Linked DNA regions of Mus musculus: regions 1, 3, 4 and 5 are each linked to region 2. A link is a loop called in an ENCODE intact Hi-C map of the cell type or tissue named here. Cell type or tissue: left cerebral cortex. All regions are shown on one strand. Links, peaks and the distances in the headings refer to the core of each region. The heading gives the core; the rest is flanking DNA.

Region 1 (6,064 bases), core at 85-5,084, 97 kb before region 2:
ATGAATTTATTTAGCACCTCTTCACCAGGGACAGGACAGTAAACAGATGCCCACCCTCTCTGCTCACTGAGTTTACACAGCAATGAGGAAATGTAAACTAGCAGAAGTAACTCACAGGAGAATGTGAAATCTAAGTGGAAAATCTAGGCAGGACAATACTAGGCTGAGGAAGGTGCTGCAGTTTTTTAACACTGATAAGCAAGGCCTCACTGAGATGATGTGTCTGGGCAAGACAGCAACGTCTGAGAAAGATCAACTTCTGAAACTACGTAAGGAGAAAGCATCCTAGAGAGAAGTCTAGGAGGCTGAGGCAAGACCCTGCATACTAGGAGAGCTCCTTCTCTAATCCTAAAGATCACTGACCCATCCTAAAGCAGGCCAGCAAGAAAGATGCTGGGAGGTATGGGTCGAAGGATACCTGCATGCCAGACTATCCTGCAAAGCAGTGATTGGCTACAGTAAGGAGACTACTATAAGAAATATCTGGCAGATAAAAGTTGGTCTAAGATCTACACTTATCAAGCCGACCTCCACCTGTAAGTTCCCTATCCTATTTGTTGGTGAATAGTAAACTGTGGAGTTTTCTTCTAATGAAAACTTGTGGAAAACAAATCAACTAAAAGTATATAAAGATTCTTCTTCCCCTTTGAAGTCCCAAGGTACCAGAAAGCTGCTTGGAAAACTGTTTAACATATCGGAAAATGAACAGAATTACACTCTCTACAAATAGGAGCAGGCAGTCCAGAGAGGGGCTGAAGCTGTCGGAGAGCGGAGTGAAAACACCTACGTTAAGGCTGCTCACAGTAGACGCTTACAGCACACTTACTGTAGCCGCTGTGCATGAAGCTCCTGAATCCGGGCTAACACCGAGGGTGACCCAGTTTATCCATTACGGCTAGTAAACACTCTTATTGATTTCACAAATTAGAAAACTGAAATTGGGCAAGTTAAGTAACGAAATACCTTGTACAGTAAATGGTAAATTGAGGTTTATTATTAAAGCGACATATCTGAACATGAGTCAGACTCAAAGGCTGCCACAGATGAGAAGAGGAAAAGCCAGATGCGAGCAGGAAGAGCAGAGATCGGAACTGAGTATCAGATCTCAGGCCCTCTGTTTTTGCCAGACATGGACTGACAGTGGGAAAATTAACACCAAGAGGGAAGAGAGTCAGCCTGGCCAACTCATCCCGATGGAAAGGAGAACAGCAAGACTCTTCAGAAGACTATGACGTATCGTGGACTAAGCCATGCCTTTAACAAGAAAAACCGCCACTGGGACAGGACCAATGACCAACCACAGAAACAAAAGCAGCTCTTCTGAGGTGGGAAAGAGCCACTCCCAAAAGACGACAGGCAAGGAGAGGAAGCAGACTCATTTTTTAAAGCCTTTATCTTAAAGGGCTGCTGGAAAACACATAAAAACCTCTAAGGGGTGAATCAGGGAAGGAAACAAAATGCAGTCTGGTCAGCCTGAGGTTCTGGGGATGCACAGGCAGGAAGGGGCGTATGTGCCCGACTGCAATGTGGTCAGTCTGAGGATTCGGGATGCACAGGCAGGAAGGGGCGTATGTGCCCGACCGAACACGCTTCTACCCAGGGAATCCAGAACGTGCGTGTAAAAGTAAAGACAATATGTGATCATCTAGACCTTGGGAAAATACGGGATCTATTAAGTCCCTCATGAATAAATCATCTGAATTCGGTCAATACAAAGGTGAACCAAATGACGCACTCAGAAAGGCTCATGGACACAGGATCCAGAAGATCGGTCCAAGAAACCTAACCTTAAATGTAAACGTAAGCCGGAGGCCTCTCAAGACAAGGCTAGATAAATCCTTAAGGCACAGTATGTAAAAACAATATTTTAATGTAATAATAACTTGAATTTAAAAGCTATGATTATTTGACAAGGCTTGGAAGCATGAGTGAACAGAAGGGAGCCTGTAACGCAGGAAGGTCAGAAAATGCTAATTCTGCAAAGGCTGGGGAACGGCACGTATCATCTCTGCCTCTAACAATCACAGGATGAAGCAGTATCTTACAAATAAACACAGGCTACCAACTATAGTAGAACTATCTCAGATACAGTGAAGACTGTCAGAAAATATTCTATGCAGAAGCGCTAGAGAAGGGAAAGCGGGTGTGAACAGCAGAAGGATAAGCATGAGTCGGACTACAGACATACGTGGAGAGACAGGCAACGGAGCTCAAAATGTTAACTAAATGCTGCGTGCCCATATGCATGTGCACAGAAAAGGGTACGTGCTTCAAGTGCTAACCAGAGGGAAATGAGGGAACGAGACTATAATTATAACACCCCCAAGGCAAAAATAAACACGCATTATGAAGAAGAACTAGCACGGGAAGATAAAAATTTCATTTTCTTCTTTTTATTTCAGTTTCTACCATGAAATTAATTAGGGACCATGAAAGCAAAGGAGGAGGAAACTGCTTACCAAGTGAACCCAGTATGACCAGAACTGTTAGAATCCACACTAGCACTCTTGATATATACCTGATAATCACCATCAGGATCATGGACAGAACTGCAGAGAAAACACAGAACACAAATATCATTTGAAAACCACGAGAAAATACAAAGAGAGAGACTTACGAGTGTTGCTTTCTCCTACAGGAATAATTCGATGCTATTGACTTAGTTCATGACCACGATTTTGAAAAGGGACGGGCTGCTTTTGAAATTATGATTCACACACTTAAATAGCATCTCTGAAAACCAAAGGTCCTAACTGTGTGGGTTATAAACTACAGAAAAGAATACATGCTAATGCAAATGCTGACTGCACAACAACCAGGGCTGCTGTGCAGTCATCATCAGGGAGACATCAGACATGCACACAGACATCAGCACAAGAGGTGTAGAGCATGACATGTCATGTTGGTGACCAAAACAAAAACAAAAACACAAAAAACCGGAGCATGTGGCTGCAGATCCATACTGCCCTGAGTAGCCTGTACTGTCTCGGGTCAAAGTTCTCTAATTCAGCAAAGGAGATGGTATTTTAACACTGTCTAATATTTTACATTTAACTCTACAACTCAGAGAGGGTATGAGCCTACTATAAAATATAAAATTCTTAAACTACTAAAGCCAAATCCCTACTGATCTCATTTCTTAACCAACTGCAAAGCTGTTCCTCAGAAACGAGCAACGATTAGGCTGAGTTACTCAGCCAACTCCCTTATCTACCCCAAACTAAATGCCAGTGTGCCAAAACTGCAGTTAAAATGCTTGAAAAGGAGGCACTTAACCACTGTGTGAGAAATAGAATACTGAATAATACTTTATAAACATTTAATGATCTGAAAGCCCATTCCACAAAGAAAGGAACAAAGATATTTTGGATTTATATTCTTTTTCTTATGCCTCAAGAGAGAAATATTCTAATAAAAGTAGAATTCCAATGAATTCACATTATTATTCTTAAAGTTTATATATGTTTTTTTTTTGGTTATACAATCAACTATTTCAGAAAACCAAGTTGTCACATTTCTTTGGGTCATTTGCAAAGCTAAATAAATGTTTAGGTCTGTGTATAGGGATTTTAAAGTACTAGTTTAGCAGTAAATGCACAGGAATGAGAACAGATGTGAGCCTTCACATATCACAGAACTATAATTTCATGTGGACAGCATTTCTTTAATTGAGTCAAGTAGCACTATGCAAAAAGAAAACACTGTCTAATGATAAGAAAGGTGGAGATACAGCTTATATCTTCTCAGTGAATACAACTGCTATTAAACATACATAAATACTAATTTTACTTATGCAATGGAATAGTTGTTTGGCTCCTACTAGCTTCTAATTCTCAAGAAAGAAGTCTTATAAACTCTGATATGCACTTCTATAGTTTTAGAATAATGTAGGTTTTTTATTTTTAAAATAAAATTAATTTTTAGAATCTAATTATTGACTAAATAATTCTGTGGCTAACAAGTGGAGATTACCTAGCTTTTCCAAAAAGGCAATAATACTATAATACTATAGCATAAACGTAAAATTACATACGTCAAGAGTAACCTATGCCCTTAGAATATATAAGATCTTTATATATTCCCTCTCTATAAAATAGCCTCTTTTATGTGTAAATATACCTTTGGAATGATATCTAAAACCAAGAGGATTACTAAATCATTAGAAGGGGCCTCCTGCTATTATTAAAGATAATCAACCATGACTTAGTAACCAGTGGGGAAACAAGTCTTTAATCAAAGAAAAAAAAAAGAAGCAACAAGAAAGAGTTTCAGATATATGCCATACATACTTTTATGTATATAGTTATATGTAATCTGAAACAGTTATTTTGGCCATGGGTAGTCAAACATTTTACACGTTATCTCCAATTGTACGCATATTTTGGCTAAAACCAGAACAGCCTTCTGCAGTACTATGCAACAGCTAATAATGAGAAAAACAATTACCTAGTGATAACAAGCAAAGTCCCAATATAATTTCTTTGCTGGTCATTACTCCACTAATCAGCCTGTGTAAGACACTATTGTCACTGACAAAGGTGATCAGGGCCTCTGCAAACTTGGCATAGCAGGAAATGTTCACAGGAGCACAGCGATGGAAGAATGGAATAGGTGCACTGGTGACACAAGAAAAAAAAAATCAGAAAAAAAATTACTCCTACGTAATATAAATGCCACATCAAACACACAAATGAGAGGTGAGAATGGCTGCGATACACTCCACCCCGCGCATTCATTATGGGAGCTAAGTGCTGTGCGCTATGAAGATGACTGCTGTGCGTACAGATGCCAATCTTACCAGTTTATCAGAGAGGGTGGAGTGCGCATTCCAACAGAAGACATTACCCTCCCCTTCCGAAGAGAAATACACACATACACATACGCATGGAGAACTACCAGAAGCAAACGCAAGCACACGAGATCCTGCACCCTGCACATCTACCGCAGGCAGATGGCGAAGCTTACAAGCATGTACTTCATTCGGTGGGAAGGGAACGCTTGCCAAACACAACTTAAAGTAAGCATACACACATGCTTTTACTTGAGACGGGCCACCATTAATAGAATGTTTCCTCTTTCAAATCATCACAGGAAACCTCATATTAATAAAGGTGTTTAGGGCACAAGCTTATATAACCTCATTAAAACAAAAGCATGCCAAGACATTAACAGACAACAACTTAAAACAGCCATTATTACTAATCTACAGAAATGTTTATAACACAGAAATACATGGGGAAATTACATATAAGGTAGTGGTGACATTTCTGTTTAAAAGATTACACATAAATATGGGAACAACAGAATACTCTAGTAAAGACTGAAAAATACACATCTTGTTAGGGTCATGCAATGCTGGAGTGTTTTCTTCCCTTTCCCAGTGCTTGGCAATGAACCCAGGGAAGATCTCAGGCAGGCTAGATAACTGCTCTACTCCTCAACTACACTCCAGCAAATGTCCTTACTTTTTATATGGCATATAAATGATACATATGGTATACATATATCATATATATGACATGTGTCTAGAAAAAAAAAAAAAGAAAACTGATCTAGTCATTTAACCCAAGCTTCCATGTACTACAGCTGTGACTTTTGAGAGAACATAGGTGTGTATGAGGCATGACTTGAATCTGGCTTGTAATAACATGGATCTACTTCAGCTACTGAGAGTATAACACATATATACATATCTAACCAATGATAACACTGTGCACCAGAGAACACTAGGCTTTTTGGAGAGCTCATACATATAAACACATATGTATAAATATACATGTATAAACTAAGTTAAAATTTGGCCATCCTACCACAAACCTAACATGATTAGAGCTGTTTGTGTGACAAGTGGCAGGTCTAATATACTAGGCTGGCCTGGAGACCTGTTTTTGTGTCCTTAATCTTTAATATTAATCTAACTAGTAACTAACTGATACTGTAAAGTTATATGGTTGGACATCAAACTTCAAGGCTTTTAATCTCAGGGAAACAATAACTGACCTGAAGCAAAATACAGTCTTTGTTTCCTTCCTCAAAAAAAAAAAAAAACCAATATTTTTGAACT
Region 2 (6,064 bases), core at 643-5,642:
TGGGACAAGACAGTGCCCAAGAGTCTTCTAAATTGAGGCTCACAACAGGTAGTCTCTTCCACTAGAAAGTCTGTGCACCTCTCTCTCTCTCTTCCTCTCCCTCCCCCACCCCTCTCTCTAGCTCTTTCCAATTCTGAGGTTAGGAGGAGGACACAGAACCTCAAAAGCTTGAGAAACCTCCTCGCCTCTAAAGCACTGCAGTGGAAAATAATGATCTAGCCATTAAGGACAAAGACATACAGCAATTTGCTAAGTAATCTTTCACAAACCCCCTTCATTTACACTGGTTTGTCAATGGGAAAGAACATTTAATAAATCTGAAGATTTACAAGGGAACTTTGAAGTTTAGCATTACAAGAATAGAAATTATGTATAGCAGGTTATAGCAGAAGAAACTAATTATGGACAGATGGGGAGAAATTTTAACACTCTTAGGTAGGATTAATGTTGTAAAAAGAAACTCCAGATCATCTTACTTTGATACCCCCTTCAAGCAGACTTTTAGGCATCATATACTGGGTTTGTTTTGAGCCATTTCCAACAATGTGTAACTACTGACTATTATTTAAGCCAGAGAAAAATCGCCCTAAGAGTTCTGTAAGTGCCCATGGAACCAGACACTTTTCCTAAATGTATGTGTCTAATACCATACAGATTATTTTGCAAATAATTTGCTTCCTTGGCAGTAAAATACCTGCACAGAATATGATGTTTTAATTTTAATTCTCAAAGTGGAATAATTATTTTGGTGGGGAATTACGATACCTAGTCATGGCCAAGGGAAAAAATAGTATCTGGACTACAAAGGATCAAAGTCCAGAAGACCATAAACTCTTTTATGAGCATCTGCAACGCAGTAAAAGACTAGGAGGGAAAACTACACTTCAACACCCAGCTCTAGAACAAAAATAAAGTGTACTTTACATACACTGATAAAGTCTAGCTTCAAAGTTCCTGGTGATACCTCTGAGTATATCGTATTTTGATTGACTCTACAGGGTATCATCAGAGCTTGCACGCAAGTCTTTTAAGATGCTATAGCACTGCACTGACTAAAATAAATACCCACACTGAGCAAGGTGTCAGGAGCAAAGGAGGCAAGCTGCTCCGTTTTACAAACCAGTGGTGCTACTGACAGAACAGGAATAAATGTGGTCTCCCACAGTAAATTTTAACTTTACAAAGTTGAGGTTTGAGTTCAGAAAAGGATAGTCTGGTGAACTTAGACTATCAAACCGTGGAAAGTGCGAGACACAGATCAGGGCTGGGGGGGGGGGCTTCACAATCAGTGACTTGCTAGCCAAATGTTTAAATTTACGTATGCACTCCATTCAATAACCGCAGCTGAGCAGCTCTGCAGCATACAGTGAGGCATTGCATAAATGGAAAGCTGAGGGAGGGGGGAAAAAGGCAAATTCTACACTCAAGAACCTCACAGCTCAGTAGAAAGCAGAATCAAACATATTCTGCCTGAAAAGACACTCCTGACCCTGAAGATTAGCTCAGTAATGTGCAGCGTTGCATCTAGAGAACATTTAAAGTTGCATCCCTATTTTATTTCAACACAACACACATAAATACAAGAGCATTCTAGATGCCTGATGCTTCTGAGATGAGTGTTGAAGACATCAGGGGATCGAGAACACTTCAGAAATGAAAATGATGGGAAAAAAAAATCTAAAATAAGAAAAAAAAAAATGATGGCAAGCCCTGTACCTAAAAACCTGCCTGGACGCTCCACTGAATACTTCAAGTCCCCAACACTGAACTAAAGCATGTTGACAAACTGCTGATTGGTTACAGAAATCCACAGGGGGAGAAAAGCACACCCCCAGGTGCATGACAGGAGTCTTGTCTGTGTCACATGGCGTGCAGAAAGCAGTGGCTGGGAGAAGGGGAAAGGGAGAGAGGAAGCGGTCTGCATGGAGGGAGACAAGCCCGTGACCCACTGCCCATTTAAAGTGGCCTCCTGAGGCAGAACCCATCCCTCCCACACTATCCTTCACACATTGAACAAGCCATCCATAAACTATCAATACCTTGCTGTCTTAAAGGCATTTCACCACCAAATGAGCATGCACAGTAACCCGATTCTGAAAAGAAAGGGAATGTGAAAGACACTTTTTGATGAAAACTCTATGTAAACAACTATTAGATGAGCAATGCCCAACTGATAGATGCACCCCCTGCCTAAATCCCCAACTAAATCCCCAAAGGTATGTGTTTTTCTACACCTCTATATGCTAATAGAAAGCCGTGATCCAGCCTTCCTTAACACCAGGCACATGGTTTTCCTTTGCTATCCTAACTGAATAAGGTTTCACTAACTAAACCAGCCAGCCTAAGAACTGGACAAACAGGATCAATGCTCAATAAAGCCATAAATGTCCTCCACTCATCTCCAATCCTAGTTGTTTCTGTGACAGATCTCAGATTTTTCAGAGCAAGTATGCAGGTTATTTAAACCTGAGTTATATATAGTCACTTAGCACCAAGCACTTCTGTGTCACAGATGCTACATCTCTAGAGGAATTTTTTTCCCCAAAAAACTAGCATTTTTTTTTCTTCGCCAAGAACCAACCAGCCTTTATTTCTAGAAGCAAGCGCATACTTCTCCCCATCACCACCACCAAACAAACAAATCACAGACTACTGTTAAATTCTACGCTAATGAAACTGTGGAGAAACATCCCAGGCGTTGTCAGAGCCTATTTTTCATACACCACCACCAGACAGTTTGATGCAGTATTCCTGATTGCTTTTTATCGTATTTGTAAATACACTCACTAATCCACTAAATTAGATAATTTACAAACAGGTCCTCTCAGTTATTAGTGGCCAGCAGTCAAGTTCTATTACATCTGATCCTTACACAGTTGTCCAAACATTTCCACCCAGGTTAAAGGCTCTGATCGGAAAGAGAAGGCGGCTAGCGAAATTTGGATGGGGGCAGGGTGGCAGCTGAGAGAAATCTCTGCATCTCAGCCCTCAGCGACAACATCCAGCCAGTGCCCACAGAAAAACTAAATTCGGCACCTCTTCCTCCTGTTACACTGGCAACAAAGAGGGAGTTTCCGTAACGCTCCCGTCACCCACCAGGTGCCCAATCTCCTTCCCAGCCCAGTCCCCCCGCTCCCGCAGGGGCCTCGGTGCGCCGAGAGGCCGCGGTGCTCAGGGTCAAGGCACAGAGGGGGGATGGGATGGGGAACGAGCGGGTGGGATCTGTGAAATGGGCCCTGGAAGGGCACCGGGACCCAGTGAAGCACCTGATCCCGGCCAAGGGGGCCCGCAGACCAGGGGAAATGGGCAGCTTATTAAATGGATCCGAAACTAGAATAAGGTGGAAGAGAGGTGAAGAGCCCAAGCTGGGGTACACCTTCTGGGGACACGGAAAACAGTCTGTGGGTGGCGGGGGGGCTCGGCGGAGGTGGAGAGCAGGCTGGCGGGCCCCAAGGAGAGGGAAGCGTATGCCTCCCCGGGGCAGAGCGGGCGCCCGGGGCGCCTCTACCTGCAGACGGGCGGGACGGGCTGCTCAGGTGCGAAAGCGGGGGAGGGAGCGCAGCGGGCATTGGGGGACCAGGCACGAAGCGCCGAGGTCGGCGGGGACCGGAGGGGCGCAGGGCACGGCAGGGGAGCGAAGGGCACGGCTCGGCAGGCGCTCACAGCGCGGGGTGGCATCCGGGCGGGCGGCCGGGAGGCGGGAGCCCCTCACCTGCGCGGCGGAGGCGGAGCTGCAGCAGCCCATGGCGGGGCCGGAGGAGCCCGGAGGCGGCGCCGGGCGCGCAGCTACGCCCCGGAGCCCCTCGGCATGCGAGCCGGCGGGCGCCCGGGGAGGGCGCGGCCTGGCCCCGCACGACTCGGCAGCGACGGCGGCGACGGCGACAGCGGCAAGAACTCAGGAGGCTGCGCGGTCCGGGGCAGGCGCCGGCCACATCCCCCGGCGGCGGCAGCGGCGGCGGCGGCGGCTGCGCGGCTCCGGCTCCGCTCCTGCTGCTGCAGCTGCTCCCCAGCGGAAAGGGGCGGGCGGCGGCGGCAGCCCCTCCCCCTGGCCCCCGCCTCCCACCACCCGCTCCCAGTCCCGCTCCCGCTCCCTCTCCCGGGCTGCAGCCGCCTCCTCCTCGGCGCCGCGCGCGTCTCCCATCAGACTCCCCGCCCCCAGTGCAGCGCCGCGCGGCGCGGACGGCGGGGACGACGGCAGCCCAGAACGAGGCCGGGCCCTTGGGCGCGCGCAGGAGTCTGCGCGGCGCCGGGCCCATTTCGCGGTGGCACCGAGGCCGAGCTCTGCCTCGGGGCGGCGAGAGGGCGTCTGAGGCCGAGGCGCCCGTGGACCCGGCGGGCTCGCAGAGGGAAGGCGGCCGACTTGCTTCTGTACGCGCGAGGCACGGGGAGGTCACCGGGGGTCGCTCCTTCTCCCGGGTGGGAGCGCCTCTGAGGTCACTGACCCGGAGCTTTTTTTAGGGCTCTGGCGGCTGTTTATGTTACCCAGAAGAGAGAGTATTTGCAAAACCTCCCATGGAGAAGGAATGGGTGATGGAAGTGGAAAAATATCATCTGTTGCTCCTGGCCCCATTTTGCTGATGTGGACACTAAGCCTTGAAGGAGGCCGACGACAGTGAGAGCACCCAACTGGAAATTGTAGTAAAAGAGCCAGAAATGGGAGGGGAAGGTAGTACTCCAGGCCCTCAAGTCAAAGCCATGTTGGTTCTTCACTAAACTTTCTTACACATGGTAGCGCGGGCACACACATAAACACACGCACCAATTCATCTTTAAAATATTTACCGAGGCACTCACTATATTACAGTCTAGAAATTTATGGCACTAAGATTAAACAGGCGATAAAAGGCAAAGTTGCTACTCTCTTATTAAAAAAAACGAAACCTGTATTAATATGCGTTGGGGGTAGCAACAAGTTAGACATGCACAACCTTTAAGAAATTTCCAATGTTAGGGAAGTCATTACAGATACAGTGAAGCGAGAGCAGTTTAAAAATGGCGAGAGTAAACAAGGTCATGATTAACTATCACCGAAACGCGCATGTATCTAACACTCATATAAACATTCCGGTCTTGTTTCATATTGTCAAGGTGTTGCAAAGACTGGGATCAAAAGGTTTGCAAAGATACCAGAGTGAGACCCCAGAAATGCTGACTTGTCCATAAAAGGCAGATTTCAAGGTGACTCAAACTCAAAGGGGAAGTTGACTAGAGGAGCAAGGAAAGGAGAAATCTAAACAAGAGGGTGGGGAATGGGTGTGGGTGGGAGGGGTATGGAATGGAGACAAACTCACACACAGAAAATTCCCTAGTTGGTGTTTTGCATTACCATTTCCTGGATGGCTTGTTCCTCCAAACCTCATGATCCTCTGTGAAGTCCTGATAGCAGGGATGGCTGCAAAGTGTAAGATTAAATAATGTGGGTAGGCAGTGGACAGGTCAGTGAATAAGCACTCAACAACAACTTCTTCAGATCCTTGACTTTTCTGCAGTTTGACCTGAGGCTCTTTCCTAGGCACAGGATGAGTGACTTCCAAGGCTTCTTTCCCTACGGGTAACCACTGGGTCATTAGCTGGAAATGAAGAAATAAAGCATTAATTGCTGTGGGTCCCAATTCTGTTCATAAACTCCACAGTAAGATTGTAAACTCCCTGAGAACAAGGGGAAGTATTCTCTTCTTTATATCTCCCTGGGCTCTCTGGGGTGTTTGTTGAATTATTCAATACAGCCAGGAATAAAAATCCCTCCCATGAGATTTTTCCCTCAAAGCCAGAAAAGGACATCTTGTTTTTAACTGAGGGAGGATGCTGAAATTACAGTCTTAAACAAGAAGCCATCTGTCTTCCTTCTTTATAATCAAGGAAAGAGGAGTTGTCTCTCTTAGCAAGTCAAGATGGGAGCTTTTCTCTCCGATTATAAAAATCTCTCTGGCTAGCACAGTTGTTCCATGTAGTAGCTAGTGCTTATTTTATCACTGGAACTGTAGAAGTGGCTGGATCTGTAGCTGGCCTTGTCAGTGCTTCACCAAAGCGTGGGGTGTTTGGTTGTTTGTTTGGCTGTTTGTTT
Region 3 (6,064 bases), core at 971-5,970, 100 kb before region 2:
ATACTGAAGATGTTAGGTATGGTAGAAACACTGTTGATCTCACTTGTCATTGACTACTTGGCATGACGTGTAGGGTTCCCCCTCCTCTTCACTACAGCTACACGGCTTCAATGGAGTTGACTCTCACTTGGTTGGCCCTTTAGAACCTACATAATACTGGCATAACTAATAATTCAGTCTAAAGGCACCTGAAGACCACCTGTGCCTGTGAATCAGACACTCTGCTACCTTCTGAGAAGACAAAGCAAATAAGATTTCTGCCTTTAAGCTGTCAGTCTACAGCTTAAGATAAAGAAGTGACAGACAGTTTCAACTCCTTAATGTTCTTCCTGAGGCAAGCCCTGAAGCTCAGCAGAGGGCTGGGCCATTGCAAGAAGGGTTACCAAGGATGGGTTTCTGGCACAGGGCGGGGAACGGAGCCCAGAGATGCAATCTAAGCCTGACATCCTGAGGATGTGCTACTTACGCAAGGAGACCATTTAAGGACAATGACTTTTAGTCGGTCTATCAAATGTTCCCAGTTAAAATTTTAAAGAAACTTTCCGGTTGTTCTGGGTATTATTAATATTTCTAAATGAGCTTCCAAACACTTGTTCATTCACAGATAATAATATGACCTGTAAAAGCATGTTGAATATATTCTTATTAAATATAATGAAGCATTATATCCACTTGCTCATATTAGCCACAGAGCTCGCTCAATAAAGCAAATGCAGGCATGCCCGATACCAGTGACACAGAACATCCACCTTATGGATAATATACAGTGAAGGCGGAGCACAGGGCTATGGGTAAGTGGAGGGAAAGTCGATCACTTAGAGGTGAATGGTAAGAAAGTCAATTTCGCTTTGGCTTGTTGAATGAGGGCATCAATACATTAAAATTGATTGTTAGGGAATGAGAAAGTAAACAAAAACTAGATGACAAGAATGGCTGGCAAGATGCACAGGGACAAATACGGTAGCTATGCAGGACACACACAAACACATACACACACACATACACATACATAGACACACATGCACACACATACACACACACACACACTAAACAAGATGGTCAAGGGACAAACAAGCTAGTTATGGAGGACACATACACACATACACAACACATACACACACATACCACACACACTAAAAAAGATGCTCAGGGGCAAACATGCTAGCTATGGAGCGCACTCGCGCGCGCGCACACACACACACACACACACACACACACACACACACGCACGCACAACAAAAAAAGTAAATGAGGACAAGATAGCTCTACAGCCAAGTTCTGCTTGTTTAGATATAGAAACACAGAGGGAGGCCTAACCTGTGTCCCTAAGTGTCAACTCCTTCAGTCAGCCTTCAAAGTGCTGCTTCCTAGGGCTGGGACAACGGCTCAGTCGGTAAAGTGCTTGCCGTGCATGAGGACTGAGTCTTAAAGTCATGTAAAATCTGAGCACTGGGGCATGCACCTGTAATCCCAGAACTGAGGAGACAGGAGACTCCCCAAAGTGTGACGGCCAGCAAGGCTAACCACATCAGCAGGCTCCAGGTTCAGAGAGCCCCTGACTCAAAAAACAGGTGGTCAATGATAGAGGAAGGTATCAGACCTTGGGGCTCTGAACATGTGGATGCAAACAGAGATATGCACACATAGACCTCGGGGCTCCACACATGTGGATGCACACAGAGACATGCACACATAGACCTCAGGGCTCCACACATGTGGATGCACACAGAAACAGAAAAGAAACAACACTTCCTCTGATAATATTCCTCAGGCCAATATTGGAGAGATCTCACGGTTTGATTAAAACAAAACAACAAGAAACAAGCTATCTCTACCAAGAGCAGCAACTGTGCAGAAGAGTCAAGGTCTAAAAAGGACCCAGAGCAGATTTCCACTAAAATAAAGCTTTCAAACAGTACTTACATAATGCAAGAACAAAAAAAAGATGTGAATTAAGAAAAAAGGGACTTTTGAAGAAAGATGAACCCAATGATGTGTTTATCCATGTATCAAAACTGAGATTAACATAATAACGTCAGTGAGCAAATACACTAGTTTAAAAACAGGAACAAAATTTGAGTATACTCAGTCAAAAAACAATGTATAATGCCAGAAGAAAAACACAGATTTTTTTCAATTAAGTTCAATTAATTTATCTTGGAAGAAGGAATGGCACCTGTCTATTTGAAAGTGGGTCACTCGTAGTGTGTGTTACCTGGTTTAAGTAGCTCAGGCACTTTTCAAGACACCAAAGGCAGCAAATGCAGGATTTCAGCATGCATCGTGCACAAGCGTTTTCCTGAGAGAGGAAAAGGCAAAAATAATTAACAAACACAGAAGCAAAAATCTAATCATCATGAAAACAACTTCAAATTCGAGAAACATAAAAATTTTAAAATCACAATGTAAGTTAAGGCCTCCATACCTACGTCTTCCCCAATTATTTTCAAATCACTTCAAAGCAACATTTATATACTAACGACTACATATATGATAGAGGAAGACACAGGACCAGCAAGACAAAATAAATGTCAAACACCCAAAGGTTGGAGTCAGAGTATGGTTGGTGACACCGTGTTGTGAGGGTGGGGAACAGGAAGAGAACATTCTTGGACCAGGTTCCAGGGAAAGGTAGATTGTGAGCACAGCCATGCTGAAAATCACAAATTATTTCCAAAGTCAGTAGGGGATTCATATATGTTAGACAGCAACCCTTTATGAGAGATACGGGTTAGGTGGATTTCTTGACTCTTCAGGCTCATTTTTGTTGCCTGTTCTTTCTGTTTAACAAAGAAAAAATCCTTTCCCAGATCAATGTCAAAGGCCACTTCCCCTGCTTCTGCTCAGAGGTTAGAGACTTACTGTTAGACTCACTGCCCTCTGCTGTCTCCTACTGGGGACACTTGGCTAACAGAGCTGACCTGGATATGAGGGTATGAATATTCTTAGCACAGAGATATGATAAGTGCTGTGAAGCTAGGAGGCTTGGTTATTCCACACTTATGCATGTATCAGAACATGCCACACCCACATCATATATAGTTATTATGGGTTCTTAAGAAAAAGGGTAGAGAAGTGCTTCTGTTTCAATAAACTTGGTGACTCGTGGTTAGACAGATGATTGTTCAGGGCATGTGGAATGTGTACATGGGAGACATGGAGGAAGAACTGGATCCCACTTTGTTCAGACTCTGAAGAAAACATCTAGAAGTTTATCCTACTATGTGCAGAATTGAGGTCTGGTGTATGCGCCCCAAGAGAGCCTGGCTAAACACACTGCTCTCACCTTCCCTTTGAGCTGACTGTGGATATACATGAGGACCATCCTGGGGATTTTGACGAGGGTGATAATGAAGGATCCTTTTGCCACAGTACCGAGGTGGTAACGAATAAGGCGATTCACTGATGCCAGAATAGGTGTGAAAGGCAAATTCCGTTTATCCCTGTTTTAAAAATGATCAAGAAGATAATTAAAACAAAATCTAGAACAGGAAGGAAATACAGATATATATGGTCTGAAATCTACTGTAGTGTAAAAAAAAATCACAGCAATATTATCTAGCTTTAGGACAAACTGACAAAGTAACCAAAACTGTGGTAAAAATGTTACAAAATCAGCTTCACTTCTCTACAACACCAACAGAGCAGTTCTTATGCTCTGTGACTTTAGATCAAACTGGTTTTGAAAGTTCTTATTAGTGACTATTTAAGGAATAAACTGTATCATCAGAAAATGGAATTTTAAGAAACAGTCTATAGCTGGCCAGGTGCGATGGTAGCTCAGACAGAGGCAAGCGAGCCTCTGTGAGTTTGAGGCTAGCCTAGTGTAGGACAGCCAGCTGTCTCCAAAACAAAACCAACAAAATCTCTACAGCCAGCAGCTCAGAACAGACTACTGAATAGATTATTCCTTTAGGTCTCAGTCCTGAAGGTAGCAAAAGGGGTCTCACGACAGTTCTTCTGAGAGAAACAAATGAAGCTTGCCTTTTAATGGTCTCTTAACCTGATACTCAACCAAGTTTACTTCTTTATAGGTCCTTAGGTCCCACCATGGTCTGCTAAGCTGGTTTGGAGGCAATTACAGCCAAGTGTGAGAGGAGGAATATCCACTCCACAAAGTTACCAACCATACATTTGTCACATCCTTTCCAACTCCCTTTTTTAAAAAACAAAACAAAACAGAAAAGAGACGGTTGTTGCCTTAGCCCCACTATCTTTGCCTGTAGCCATGGCTAACTCAATGAACTAGGGTTTTCTTGTAGGTAAAAAGTCTCACCTAGTAAAGTAGTATGTTACCACAGCTCCTGCCACAGTCATCTGCTGACAGGCGAGAATGAACTCACTGATCCAAATCAGGCCAACCACGTGGTACCACCACATGTACTGCAAAGGCCCGGAGATTTTGTACTCCACGAAGCCTTGCTCATTCTGAACAGCACTGCCTGGGAAGATGTCAAGGAAGCAAAGAAGCATCACACATCACATATAGCAGAAACTAAGACCCGTGGCTACGGACTGTGAACAAGCAGTAGGGTTTCCTGCGACACACAACACTCAATATGCTGGCTCTTAGTGCGGTTTCACTATGGGACGCAATTGTTATAACTTTAAACAGTTGCAAAACTAAACATCACACAATTACACATTTGGTTTCTTCTAAGGCATCGTCAAAGGTGTTTAAACTAATCTATTTAGATATAGTTCTAATTCCATTATCAGTTATTTGGGCCTGAATGTTGTTTGTTTCTCCCTCCTTCCTTCACCCCTCTCCTCCCCTCCCCTTCCTTCCTTCCTTCCTTCCTTCCCAGGGTTTTATTTACCCAGTAATTATAGATGTAAACTATTCTCTAAGCATAGAAATAACTGTCCTATTCCTTTACTGAGTATGAGCTGACTGGACAGAGATGCTTCACACAAGGTCACCGTCATTACCCTCACCTCTCACAGTTAACACCCATATCTTAATATTTGGTCCTGTGCTCCACTATCAGGAACTCAATAGTAGTCCAGGATGACTCTGGACTGTGAAGCAAGGCACAATGGCTATGAATTTATTAATTCATTTCAAAATGGATCCAAATATCCGAGTAAATAGAGAATCCACTTCAAATCCATGACCCTCTCAAAATTAAGATGTTTTAGGGCTTAGCTGGTCTAGATCCAAATTGCTAAGATCTGCTAAAAGTCATGAAGTGAGCATGAGTTATTGATGCCCCCTCTTGTTAAGATTTGATGGCTACTAGATCTCTGTCAACAAATTTATGAAGAATTCTATCTCTCTGGGGGGGGGGTGTATTGTACTAGGGACCAACAGGCTCTCACCCATGGATGCAAGCATTCTATACTGAGCTACACCCCTAACCTCTTTGATGACTTAAAATGTACGGGTACAAATTAGATTCATGAACGGGGGAAGAAACTGCATTTCTTACCAGTAGTGCCAAGGAAGAGAAGTGTCATTATCCAGTATGCCCAAAATAAGACGAGAGCAAAAAACGTCCAGAAGGGCTGGAAGACTAACAGAGGCAAGTGTATGAAGACCTTGCCAGCCACGTGGAACAAGGCGATGGTGAGAGCCACACGCTTGCGCATAACCAGCATGATCAGGAAGAGAATGACCTGAGGAGGGGAAGAGAGGAGAGCATCGAGTCTGTAAGTGGTGAAAACCCAAACCGCACAATGGTGCACAACTCTAATGGAACTTCCTCAGTCTATGAAGACCTTCCCTCTGCCCACTAATTACCAGTCAAACTGTCAGTCAGGACAAGACTCTTTCAATTGCACAGCATGCCTATCAGTCTGAGCAATGTTGGGAGAGCTATATGCTACCACCTCAAAGCAAGGGAAGTGCTCCTTTGTATTTCATCTCCTTTGTTGACTGAAGCTCCTAAGGTCGGACCTGTGGCAGAATAACCATTGGCTACTCACAATCTCCACCCCGTTCCTCTAGAAGCTAGCATAGAGAACTCTAGTTAAAGAAGCACGGCTAACAAATATCTTTGGAGCCAATAGTTTTAGTGCCATTATTGTTAGTATTAGTCTCATGGATGCTCAAAAAAACAAA
Region 4 (6,064 bases), core at 322-5,321, 150 kb before region 2:
TTCCCGGAGTCTAATATAAAGTAAAGTAGGCCATTTGATCCCTTTCCTCTCTTACACAACCCTGGCTTCCTGCAGAACACCCTGACTCTGGGGCTATGGATGGGGAGCGCTCTACAGACCATGTATTTGTTCTAAATGATGGTAGGCAAAAGAGCCCTCCGGTCAGTGTCTGAATGGCTGAAGGAGGGACCCCTAGGCAGCTACTGCTAGGGGACAGCAATAAGTACAGGGGTAAGGGTCCAGGCAGTGGGCCCAGGTCTCCAGCAACATACTGCCATCCAAGAGGACTTCCAAGAAGGCAGGAATTACTAAACTAATTGTTATTAATAATTAACTCATCTCTGCGTGTAGTACACTTAGACTTCCAAGCAAACAAGAAGCCTTCTGGAACATACAGGGTGTTCAAATGTTCTAAATAGCAGCTTGGGACAGTGGACTTATCCGAAGGCTCTCTTTCCTGATGCCTGTATTTCCTGAGGAAGGTATAATCCTCCTTCTGACCCCATAAAGCTTATTAAACTTTGAACATACCTTAAAATCCTTCAAGGACAGATAAATTGGGGCTTTCTTTATTCCAGGCCTGTTGTTAGCCACACCGCTCTCTGTCTAGCCGCTCCCTCGGACAGGAGTTTCTATTATTATTGTTGTTCAGAATCGGCACTCTCTCCAGGCCGGCATGCTTCCCGCCTCGCGCCTTTATACTAACACTGGAGTTCCGTGCCTGCCTTTTCTTTTGTGTCTTGTAGTCTTTTGTTTCCTGGCTCTATTTTCATCGCCAGGTTCACTGCCAAAATGCGTTCAGTCACACTCTGCCAATATGTTGGCATTTGCAAGAAATTTGGGGGTCGATAACTTGAACAGAAGAGGTGCTATGATGGGGTGTTACTCAAAATGTGATCTCTTTAAGTCAAAGATTAACTTTGAACTAGCTCTGTCACTAATGTAGTGTAGTCTGTACATTAGCTCATGTAGGCTTAGCTAATGAGCAGGAAGCCACCCTGTTAGGCAATATCTGCCAATAAAAAGGTCACGCTTGGGAAGGAGAAGCAGAGAGACCCTCTCCCGATTTGGGGCTGGGCCAGTCAGACATAAGCTGCTTATCTGTGTAGACGGAACAGCCTGGCCCATAGGGCAGGAAACCCTAGCTTTGGGGAATTACACTAGAGCCATGGCCCAGGTTGGGTAAATACTGACAGTCTGGAGTCCTCTTGGGTGTGTAGTGGGGCTGGTTAATGACTGTCAGACTCCATTCCAGAAAGACCTTCAAACGTTTACAGAGAGACTGGGACAGAGCATCTGCCCTAGAGGAGCGTTATTACTTAATCCATCTGTTCTAAAAGTACGCCTATCAGGACAGCGGTGGGGGGGGGGCAGGGGGAGCAGCATGAACTATGTGATAGTAACACTGTTGCAGGCCCCAGTGTGCGCTGACTGGCCTTCTGAAGACTCATTGTATCAAGGGAGGGGAGAAGAAGGGAGACCTGATAGCCAAGCTCAGCTAGCTTCTCACACTTGGCATTTCATCACCCTTCCGCACTGAATCCTCAGAGCATCACTGGATCCCTGGTGCCCGATAAAGAGGGGAGTGACTTGCCCAAGTGACAGGGTTGGCCGGATCCAAGTTCAAGTTTGTTAGATTCCTATGATGCTGCTGCCCAGCCATGACAAGGGAAAGATACATAAGATATTGCTGAAGACCATGCAGGATGGGAAGGAGGAGAGAAAATGGAACAGCTTGTTCATCCTCCTGAAAGGAGGTCTTGATTGTATACATGGAGCAAGTCACCCTGTTGTGCAAACATGCCTCTCACCAATTAGTATTTAAACATACAAACAACAAACAATACATCTAATTACCCCAAAGCAAGAGACTTGCTAAATGGACTGGTAATTTTCATGTTGAATCTATGTGAAATTCTCAACAACCAAGTATCAAATACAATCTTACCCAGTTCAGCTGGATTCAGCTGCTGTCATGAAGGATGACCTGTTGCCACCACCACACACATTTCCACCCCTAAAAATTCAAAGGACTCCTTTTTGTTTTTCCTTATCTCATTTGGAATCTTTAATAAGAAATAAAGATTGACTTGATATTTCCCTAAAACAAAGTCTGGGAATGAATCCTTTGGTTAAAAAGTTGAGTGCATTTTTTTTAGTGGAAAACCAAAGGTTGGTAATATTCCCAAGGAGCACAGAAAGAATAGGAATAGCTAATGTAAAAAACAAAACAACAAACAAACAAACAACAACAACCCCCACCCCCTACAAAACCAGGGAAGGTAATTGAATGAACTAGCCGAGCCTAAGGCAATAGAAGGATACCACCCAAGTATGAACGAATTGAGGCCATTCCCAAGCTAGTAAATAGTGAAAGCAGATCTGAATTCTAGCTTTCTCAGATACACGGGGACAGTTGAGTTGCAATTTGGTTGGCTGAATTTGTCCATTTATCCCTCTCTACCAGCAGGTGTCACCAGACAAAAGCACATTTGCAAAAGGATGGCCTGAAAACCCAGCTCTGGCTGCAATTCCAGCCTCATTCTAAGGTCACATTGAGTGTGGAGGCTTCAGCTGAACAGCCAGCATGGATGCCCAGAGTTCTCAAAGTTTACTGTGCGTGCACACCTCTGGTGTGCCTGCAGCAGAGGCCGTTAAAATGTAGATTCTTGTGCCTCTAGTTGCAGAGGTTCTGACTCAGCAGGTCTAGAGGGGGCCTCAGCAATTTCCATTATATGCATCACCTTTATGCTCCCTGCATTCCCTGTTATGGTGTGGGCTTATAAGTACTGATTTGCTCCTTGTATATACTGAACATTGTTGTCTTGTAGTCTCAACTCATGAGTCAGTTGGGCTACCAGGGGACTTGTTTGTTCTTTTATCCATTCACCAAGCATCTGTTGAGCCCTTACCAGTTGCCAGTTCCTATGGGGCACTTCTACAAAGTCATGAAGCTCATCCTGTGAATTTAGACTTCATCAAGGGATCATTCATTAGATCCAATAAAGACTCAGCTTTTCTCAAATCTACCCATCAAAGAGCCTGGTCTCCACCAAGGAAAGAAAAAGACCCCTTTTCCACAAAGAATATTCATGTATTTACAGAAATTGCTGCCAAAAATGGTCTTAATGGCTAGTTTACTGGACATAAAAGTAACAGTGTAGTTGGGAATGGATCTTATTACTATGGCTTTAAACACAGATTAAAAGAAATATACCCATTAGTATCTGAAAATCAAAATGTTGCTGTGTTTTACTGCCACATTAACATGATAAATCCAAGTTAAATAACAACTCTGATAGTCTAAAATGAGCTGGGGTGAGCTGGGGAGATGCTTGTTGCATAAGTATGGGGTTCTGAGTTGAACCCCCAGAACCACAGGGGGCGATGGCTTAGACTATGGAGGTGGGAACATAACCAAATTATCCCTTTTGTCCTCAACTCGCTTTTGGTCATGGTGTTTCATCATAGCAATGGTAAACCTAAATAAGACACAACCGGAAGTGGGAGAGACCGAGTCAGAGAGAAGGGTGTGGTTGTCGGTGCACTGGGAGGCAGATCTGCCTATGATCACTAGGAATCTCTGGCCTGTCTGATCCTAGGTTCAGTTGATCAGTTCCAGGCCAGTGAGAGTCTGTCTCAAAACACAGATGGAAAGCATTCTGAGGTATCACATCTGAAGTTGACTTCTGGCACATCCACATCCACAGACTGGGGGGAGGGGGGAGGGAGAGGGGAAGGGAGAGGGAGAGGGAGAGGGAGAGGGAGGTAAGTTACATTGCTACAAATGAAATACAAACAAAAATTCCATGGGAAATTTAAAGTTTCCATTCTGTGGCTATCCAGGGAGGATGACAGAGAGCACAGAGTAAGAGACTTTAATGAAAGGCATGCATCTGAATGCCACCCATGGGCAGAAACCACTGCTCAGTGAACGAACTCAGCATGCCCTGAGTCCACCTTCATTTTTTTCTTCTTCTTATTATTTTATTTCTTTATAATCCAGCCATTGTCCCCTTCTGGTCTCCCCTCCCACAGTTCCTCTTCCTATTCTTCCTACCCCCTGTCTCCAAGAAGGTGCTCTCTACATTTTAACATTTTCCTGACCATTAGAAAATGTCTTACACTAGAATGGAGTTTGTGGTCCCTGAAGCGACCTTACACTATGCGTTCAATACTGTAATGTCCCAGCTGCAGCCAGTGTCACCAGCTTCTGCAGCTCTCTCCAGAGCCTGGGCCTTCACTTCCTCCCCAGAATTAAGTCAGTCTCGGGCCTGCTTCAGTTCTGAGTTTTCCTCACATCCTGTTTGATAAATGGGAAATGCCTGAGTATCCGACAGGAAAGCCTTCTGCCCCTCGAGACCGAGCACAGCGCCTAAGTTAGGACATGGTGTCAACTGTGCAAAACAAAACAAAAGAGAAAAGGGATCAGTTCTCCTGGAGCCAGCCCAAAGTCAGCAAGGCCAGATCTGGGGAACTCTTCGAAGATGCTCCATCTTCCAGTACTGTCGTTGTCAGTGTCTGGGTGTCACGTAGGCTTGGGAGATTACAGCCATTACAGTTGTCCCTCTGGTAGCCAAAAACCAAAAAACAACAACAACTGCAACAAAACAAAACAAAAACAAACAAACAAAAAACCAGGAAATCAAGACAGGAAGCAGCTATGTCAGGTGGGCAGAACTGGGAATATCGTAATACCGCAGCTTGCATCTCACTAGTCAGAGGGCCACTGCAAGCCTCTGGGAACTATGATAAGGTGTTGCACTTGGCCCATCGACGTGGCATCTGGGTTCTATCCATGAGGAAGGCCGGTATCATCCACACTGGGTAAGACAATTAGCAGTCACTACAGCAGCCGGATAGAAACGCATGACTAACATGTTAATTGGCAGATGGAACAGAAATATGTCTTTGTAATCACTAGGCTCTTTCAGGGGTCTGGGATGAGATTATAGAAACGGCTTATTTTCCTACATCATCCCATGAGATATGAATAACTAGCCTGTCTCTTTTTCAAGCAGATATCTTTTCCAGGCGTTCTCTGAAAGTGTTCCATTTGTTTATGTTCAGGTACAGGCTGACCTACAAAAAGTAATGCAGACTCATCTCCCTCCTCCTGCTGTCTGCCGTGCTGATAATAGAGCCGAAGAATCGCCCAAGCTCGAACACCCACCATCAGCTCACACAGAGTGCGCCTTGAATTCAGATGCGTAATGGGAAGGCATAGGGAGTGCTGGGGACGCACAACCGAGAGTCCCTACTCTGTGATAGGAACTCCGCCATTTTCTTAATAAGACTGATGCCATTCAGAAGGTCCCCAGGGCACACCCGCCTCATTTGTCCATTGTGACCTGGCTTTATGGGCCCATGGAAGCAAATGCATTATCACCATTAAACTCCAGGCTTGTCAGATTTAGTCCACTGCACCTGTGCTCTGTTATTGAATGAACTATATAATCAGCATTCATACTGCTAAGTCACCTTAATATTAAGTTATATTTGGGAGATGGGTGAGCGCTGGGTTCATCCACAATGGAAACTCCCCAAATAATAGTTGGTTTCCATAGACAGAGGTCAGCAGACCGCAGTTGACATTGTAAGCCAGCACCCAGGTGCCTCACTTTCACACTGCTTCATCTTGTATGCAGTCTAGTTTCAAGGTTATGTCACTACCCAGGAAGGCTGTAGGCCTTCTAGCCACCATATTTGAATCCCAACCGTCTGGAAAGCAGAAGTCAATGGCTCTTGAAAGGCATTTCCTAGCAGTCACTTGTCACTGATACAGTTCCACTAGAACTGAGTCACAGGGTCACAATTTACGTACAGATCAGGCTTGTATGGGGTGACTGTAGTGGTTTTTGTTTTGTTTTGTTTAAGAAGTCAGGTGATCATTACCCTCAAAGACTGAGGAAAAGGATACTGGGAGCAAGGTCATCTTGGCAACTCCAATTCCTTATCCACATTAGTAGAATAAATATTTAACTCTTCAAGGCCAAGGCCAAGAGTTCATGCTTCTTGTGCATGCCTATTGCTCATACGGACTGTGCATGATCTTAGGTAATTT
Region 5 (6,064 bases), core at 577-5,576, 71 kb before region 2:
CAATGCTAAAACTGACCTAACTATATTTTTACAGCCCTACCTTATCCTCTGAAAGGCCGTGGTAGTTTGTACTTGAGAATAAATGGTAACTTGTACTGTGCCTTAGTTATACCAACCTGAACCTGTGTCCTGTTGGGTTTGTTTGTTTGTTTGTTTTTTACCTGCTTTGGCCTCTCAAGCAGCTGAGATCACAGGTATGCACACTCCTCAGCTTCTAGCCTCCCTACAATACTTCTTTTGCCTAACTTAAGAAAAACATCTTCCGCTCTCTTGATTCTCTTGCTTTCTCTCTACCCCTCCATTCTCCCCTCTCTCCATGTGGCCATGGCCACCCTCTGCCTCTTTACTCTTCTCTCTCTTTGCTTTTCTACAATAAAGTTCTAAAACCATGAAAAAAAAATAAAAGAAAAAGAAAAACATCTTCCCTCCTTATCCTCAATGTCTGTATTTTAAACACTATACCATTTACTCTTTAGTCTACTGTAAGGTCACCAACGGTACACATGTAACAGACAGTATGTGCATGACAGTTCCTATTGGTTTCTCACAGAAAACACCTAACCTTTACAAAGCCTGCATTTGATAGTTAGCCACTCTACTCAACTTGGTCTGGAATAGTCACAAATAAGACTACAATACTAAGATTTACTTTTCATTTGGGAGGAAAAGCTGCATAGATACCATTGGGTCAAGAGGCTTGGTAAGACAAGCAGCCCTCAGAGCAGGTCAGGCAAAACAGAAATGGGTTAAGAAGGTGAGTAGAATCCTACAATATATATTTAGCACTATCAAACTAATACTGCTGATTATAGCATAAGAGCATGTTTCCGAAAAACTATAACCCATACAACCAAAATACAACTTAATACAAAATACAAAAAGCACTTTTAGAAATATATGCTAATGGCATATGCTTAGCATGCACACATACCCTAGTTCCAACCTAAAAACATATTAAATCCAATTCACACAAAAACACACTATGAAGAGCTCCTTATAGGCCCTAGGTTCTAAGAAGGCTTGCTCTCCCTTTGACAGTGAAAGAAGCTATCAACTCTATTTACAAATTAGGCTAGCATCAGCAGGTGAGTAGTTTCCCTTTTGCAGTTTCATTTCACATGGATTCAGCTACCTGTGGCTGGGGAAACAGCCACAAAGTCAGGGACCAGCAAATGGAAATTTTCATAAATAGACAAATACATTTTGAGTCATTTTTATTATACTTATTGGTATGACTACTCAATTTCATGGTTAGTTGTTGTCAGTTTCTTACTGTATCTGATTTATTAGTTAAACTTTCTTCTAGGTATGTACTCATAAGAGAAAAAAATGGCTCCCGGCAATAGCACAATGAAATACAAATAAAAAAAATTAGTACAATCCACAGCCCCAAAGAACTGCACTGCCTCTTGGAATGCTTTCCATGAAGATAAGGGGAACTCATTTGCAGTTAACCGACAGCTTACAGAGGGTATTTTTCAGACATGGGATAAGAAGCAACAAAGTACTATCTATCTGTCTCACAGCCCATCCTAATTCCACTGTCACCAGCCTGTGTCAGGAATGAGGACGAGGCACAAGAATGTTGTAGAAGCTCAAATCTATTAATAACTTAGAAACAGCTTTGTTTAAGTTTCACATCCGTTATAGACCCTAGAATACCATGCGTGAGAATGGGGGGGAAGAAAAACAATGACAAGAATACTTTTCAGAAACTGAACAGCCTGGACACCTGCAGGCTCTGGCACACACAGTATGCACGGGGCATGCTCGGGTGGGTGGTGCAGAAAAGACACTGGCAAAGGGAACTGCCAAACACCCAGGTGAGCTTTGAACTTAAGAAAGTGTGATGGGGGCTGGAGAGATGGCTCAGCTGTTAAGGGCCAGGCTCAAAACAGACAAGGGCAATGGCGACAGGAGACAAACCACAAAGTGCTCAGACTGGCCTGCAGAGGAAGCTGTACAGAGACCGGTGGGGGAGGGGTTTAAGCACAGGCTCAGTTCAGGTGGGTTCTGGGGTTATTTGAAGAAGAAATGAAGCAAAATCTATTCTAACTTGGAAATCTGGAAATACCAAATTCTTTCCAGGAGGAAAGAAAGGTTAGAATACCCACAAAAAGCAGCGTGTCTGCACAGTACACAGGACATAGGCACCAAACATGAGAATGGGCAACAGGGAAGGCGCAAGCCATAAATCACAGGCGGTCAGGAAAAGGAAAAGAGCCACAGGAAAGGAGTAACTTGAAAAGCTGTGCTCAGAGTGAGATGATGAAACCCAGTTAGATGCTGCTACATGTTTAACGGTGGCTTGAACCTCTATTTGGCTTTTACTGTCCCCACCAAGAAGAGAAGAAGGTAGAGAAAATGAGATTTACCAAGGAGTTACTGTATCTCACAAAGCCTCAGAGGCTGTGTCCTCAGCATACTACAATTCAATAGCCCACGGAGGGATCCAGATGGTGGGTAACAATTGGAGATCGCATAGACGTAAAGTCTGACCCACAAATGTTATTCTCTCTGATCCTAACTGGAAAGACAGGGCACAGCCACCAGTGTCAGGTTGATGGCTGGCTGGTCCATCAGGTCTGTAGCAGAAGGAACTCTGACTACTTACAATGCAGTGGTTTACCTTTGTAGGGAACAGCACTCAAAGGATTAGCATTAGACAGGACTTAATTCACAAAAAAGCATCCCGTAATTCCACAAACATTGTTACATATTACTCCCAGGAAAGGCCCTTTCAGTGCAAAAATCTACAAAACACAAATTTTGAATGCAAATAACTCTCAGACTACAGAAAAAGAGGCAGGAGTACAACGAGTCATTTCAACCCCACGTGACGAGGTTGAGATGGCTGTAGAAGCTGTACAGATCTGCAAGGAGGAAAGAGGGTGAGAGAGAGCATGAGGGAGGGGGAGGAGGAGTCTAAGCTGCATTTTGAAATTGAGTAGGAATTTTCCAGACAGATGGGGAAGGGAGCACTCGGGCAGAGGAAACCGCATGCCTAAAAGCGCAGAAGCATGAAAGAGCATATTTAAGGAACTGCAAATGATCGGATAGGGCTGACTCTAGGGTGGAACATCAAAGAGATATGTGCCGAGGAGAAGTGTTTGGGGGGTGGGGGGGAGAGGTGGCTGTCCTGAGAATTCAGGGGATCTCACACTTTGCTCCATAAGGCAATGTGTAGCTACAAGGACACCTCACAGTAAGGCCCTGGTGTAAGCAGCTGATCAAACTGAAGGCCAGGGGGAAAAGCTGGGCACAGCAGTGCGGATCCAGAGATGAGCCCTTGCCATTAAATTGCCTCCTGCTGCCATGGCAACTCTGCAGTAAGGCTTTTTTGGAGCAAGAGGTGGCAAACAGATACCAGGTCTGCTGGCCGCCTCCTGCCGGATTTGGCTTCTCTCCTCTCTAATCAAGCACTGCGGCACTAAGGCTGAGAAGCTGGCAGCAAAGCCCCTCGGATGCTTCCGCTTTAGCGAGTCCTGACACATGTCTTCCCCAGAGGGGAATAAAAATGGAGTCTGATCATTTGTCCAATTATTACCTGGAATCAGTTTATAATGTACAGCCCCTTTCTATGGAGCACGTTGCCCTTAGTGAGTCACCAAAATAAAATACCCAGCAGCGATGCAGACCCTTCTGCTACTGCTAAATAACAGCAATGCAGGCCTTCTGCTGATTCTAAATGCAGGCTGCAGAGGATCTGTTCTCTACCCTCGGAAGAGTTCTGCCCAAAGAGACCTCTTCCTTCCATGGAGGAGGAGGAAAGACAAGGAAAGGCAAGTCCAGGCATCACACGGGGCCAGGATCCAAGTGTCCCAAGGAGGGCCATCTTATTTAACCCACAGAACTATGGGAAGTGCATACCCAAACCAAGCTAACTACAAACTAACCTAGCTAACTACAACAACACACCATTAATAAAACATGCTTGCCCCCCAACACTCTGGAACAACAGAATTAAGAGAGGCTGGCTGGGCACAGTGACTAAGAGTAGATTGTGATCTAGGGGGTTGTACGATGGTTGCAACAGTCTCCCTCTGCCCATAAGCACATGTACTTCTACAGCTTCAATATCTGTCCCTCAAGAGTCCATGTGCAAGGGTGGGGATGTAGCTCAGTGCTATAGCACTTGCTTAGCATGTATTCAAAGGTTCAATACCCGCTCAAGCAAAAAACACTAGAAAACAAAGACAAAAACAAAACAAAACAAAATAAAAACCAAAAACACACCTTGAGATTTGTCACTGTGGCAGCATTAGGAAGAGGGAGCTCTAAGCGGTGACCGTGCACTGCTGTCATGAACAGACTAGGGACAGCATCAGGAGACACAGGGGCTGAGACTGGAAAGTGCTAATCTGAGGTCAACCTAAACTAGGCTGTGAAACCCTGCCCCTCAACACACACACACAGAGACAGAGACAGAGAGAGGGGGAGAGAGAGAGAGAGGGAGAGAGAGAGAGAGAGAGAGAGAGAGAGAGAGAGAGAGAGAGAGAGAGAGAGAGAGAGAGAGAGAGAGAAAACCAGCCTTATTTGCTCCTCAGCACTTACATATGTGTTACTATCAATCTCCACCAGTAGCAATCAACTCTAGGAGAGCAGGGCTGGTTGACTATTGAATCTATTTCTATACCCTCAGTACCTAAATAATGCCTGCAATGAAAAAGGAATCCATTATCATTTATGGAATCACTAAAAAGATGACACTTGTGTAAATTTTGCCAGGTAAAAATGAGGTGGAAAGGAAGTAGGGGAGAAGATATTTAAGGTGAAAATATTGTTATTCAACATAAAAATTTTAAACATGCTCTCTGCCAGATACAGAATTAAGTAAACAATATAATTATAAATATGGCCATACTTGCTAGGCAGGCATGTGGCTCATGCTTCTAATCCCAGTACTTGGGAGGCTGGGCCAGATAGTCTTAAGTTAAGTTCAAGGGCAGCCTAGGCTATCTACAGAATTCAAAGCCAGCCAGGGCTTCCTAGCCAAGATCCTAGCTCAGAAACCAAACCAATAACCAAAGACAGTAAATACACAGTCTCCCTTCCCTGCCTTCATGGCACAGAGACACCGGAGCTGCAAGCAATGTAAAATGCCTCACCTGGGCAAAGAGGCCAGCACAAGAAGGATCAAATGGGTCTCTTAAAAGTGGCAGGGGAGGGACCTAGAGAGTACATAACTAAAGCAACTAAAACATGAGCAAGAGTCACTCAGCTCTGGGAGGGGAGTCAAAGACGAGCAGGTACGGCCACAAAGATGAGAACACGGAAAGGTTACACAGTTGATGTGGACTGTAGCGAAGGATGAAGAGGCTAAGCAGGGCGCTCTGCTTAAGGACGTAGGCCTTAAAGGTATCAGAGGCAGGACAGCTGGAGTTCCTCCTAAAGCTGGAAAGTTGTTGGGAGCTCACGGTGGAAAACGAACAGCAGGTGACTAACCGGCGGGAAGGAGGCTGAAGGATTTGTACCAAGAGATGATGGCTGGGATTAGGCTGAGACTGGATTTCACTCATCCACAGGAACAAGAAAGACAGCGTGATGACCTGACGAGGAGGAGAAGAACATTCCAGTCTGACCAGGGTGGCTGGGCCATAACCCTGTTCCACTCAAAACAAAACAAAACAAAACCAAAAACCTTGAGCACTGTGGTCAATGTTAATAATCCTAGCACTGATGAAGGTAGAGATTGGAGAATGCAAGCCCAGAAACAGTTGGGAGTTATGAAGCAAGACTTCTCAGAAAATGCAGACAAAAGGGACACTGTCCTCAGGAAGACAGGAAGAGCACAGAAGATAAACAACACTATGCCTACCTTTAGAAAGCCCCAGTTTGGTACCCTTGATATATTAGTTACCAACAAAGACAGGCAAATGGAGAAGCCAGAGACAAGATCAATTCTATGGAGCTACAGTGTCTGTTTCCTACTTATACATGTACCAAAAAGAGAAAACATGCTGGAGATCCCAGGAGCAGTTCCCAGCACCCTTAACTCTAATCCCAAGGGCTCTAATGACCTCTTCTGACCTCCACCAGCTATAAGTAGGCATGCCTGCACACA

Evidence for each region. Hi-C counts contacts between places; a loop is a spot of excess contacts. Peaks named below come from ENCODE experiments on the same cell type or tissue, not always from the same donor. Only the 100,000 strongest peaks of a DNase experiment are listed, where the experiment ranks them.
Region 1: a loop joins it to region 2, with 8 times the contacts of the local background. A loop is called at or near these places in 11 of 42 quality-filtered maps.
Region 3: a loop joins it to region 2, with 1.9 times the contacts of the local background. A loop is called at or near these places in 10 of 42 quality-filtered maps.
Region 4: a loop joins it to region 2, with 2.9 times the contacts of the local background. A loop is called at or near these places in 9 of 42 quality-filtered maps.
Region 5: a loop joins it to region 2, with 9 times the contacts of the local background. A loop is called at or near these places in 9 of 42 quality-filtered maps.

What each region holds. Positions count from the first base shown.
Region 1 is chr4:53,534,875-53,540,938 of GRCm38, reverse strand. It overlaps Slc44a1 (solute carrier family 44, member 1), which reads right to left. Exons shown (of 16, transcript NM_001374697.1): 6 at 4,447-4,616; 7 at 2,460-2,549. Among named protein-coding and RNA genes, the nearest start is that of Fsd1l, 94 kb to the left of the region's middle. In left cerebral cortex, for the core only: a CTCF peak has its summit at 4,992; DNase peaks (open chromatin) are centred at 1,148, 2,174, 2,712, 4,878 and 1 more place; H3K4me3 peaks cover 518 bases; H3K27ac peaks cover 3,135 bases.
Region 2 is chr4:53,438,365-53,444,428 of GRCm38, reverse strand. It overlaps Slc44a1 (solute carrier family 44, member 1), which reads right to left and starts at 4,013. Exons shown (of 16, transcript NM_001374697.1): 1 at 3,713-4,013. The coding sequence starts at 3,745. In left cerebral cortex, for the core only: a CTCF peak has its summit at 3,104; DNase peaks (open chromatin) are centred at 2,539, 3,034, 3,565, 4,133 and 3 more places; H3K4me3 peaks cover 3,575 bases; H3K27ac peaks cover 3,390 bases.
Region 3 is chr4:53,541,920-53,547,983 of GRCm38, reverse strand. It overlaps Slc44a1 (solute carrier family 44, member 1), which reads right to left. Exons shown (of 16, transcript NM_001374697.1): 9 at 5,433-5,619; 10 at 4,277-4,442; 11 at 3,287-3,443; 12 at 2,216-2,299. Among named protein-coding and RNA genes, the nearest start is that of Fsd1l, 87 kb to the left of the region's middle. In left cerebral cortex, for the core only: a CTCF peak has its summit at 2,889 (motif pointing left); a DNase peak (open chromatin) is centred at 4,374.
Region 4 is chr4:53,590,841-53,596,904 of GRCm38, reverse strand. It overlaps a transcript of Slc44a1 not described here. Among named protein-coding and RNA genes, the nearest start is that of Fsd1l, 38 kb to the left of the region's middle. In left cerebral cortex, for the core only: a CTCF peak has its summit at 2,467 (motif pointing right); DNase peaks (open chromatin) are centred at 2,489 and 5,101; H3K27ac peaks cover 733 bases.
Region 5 is chr4:53,509,587-53,515,650 of GRCm38, reverse strand. The region is part of intron 3 of Slc44a1 (solute carrier family 44, member 1); the gene reads right to left. Among named protein-coding and RNA genes, the nearest start is that of Slc44a1, 72 kb to the right of the region's middle. In left cerebral cortex, for the core only: no CTCF peak of the experiment used is centred there; DNase peaks (open chromatin) are centred at 1,734, 2,931 and 3,342; H3K27ac peaks cover 3,744 bases.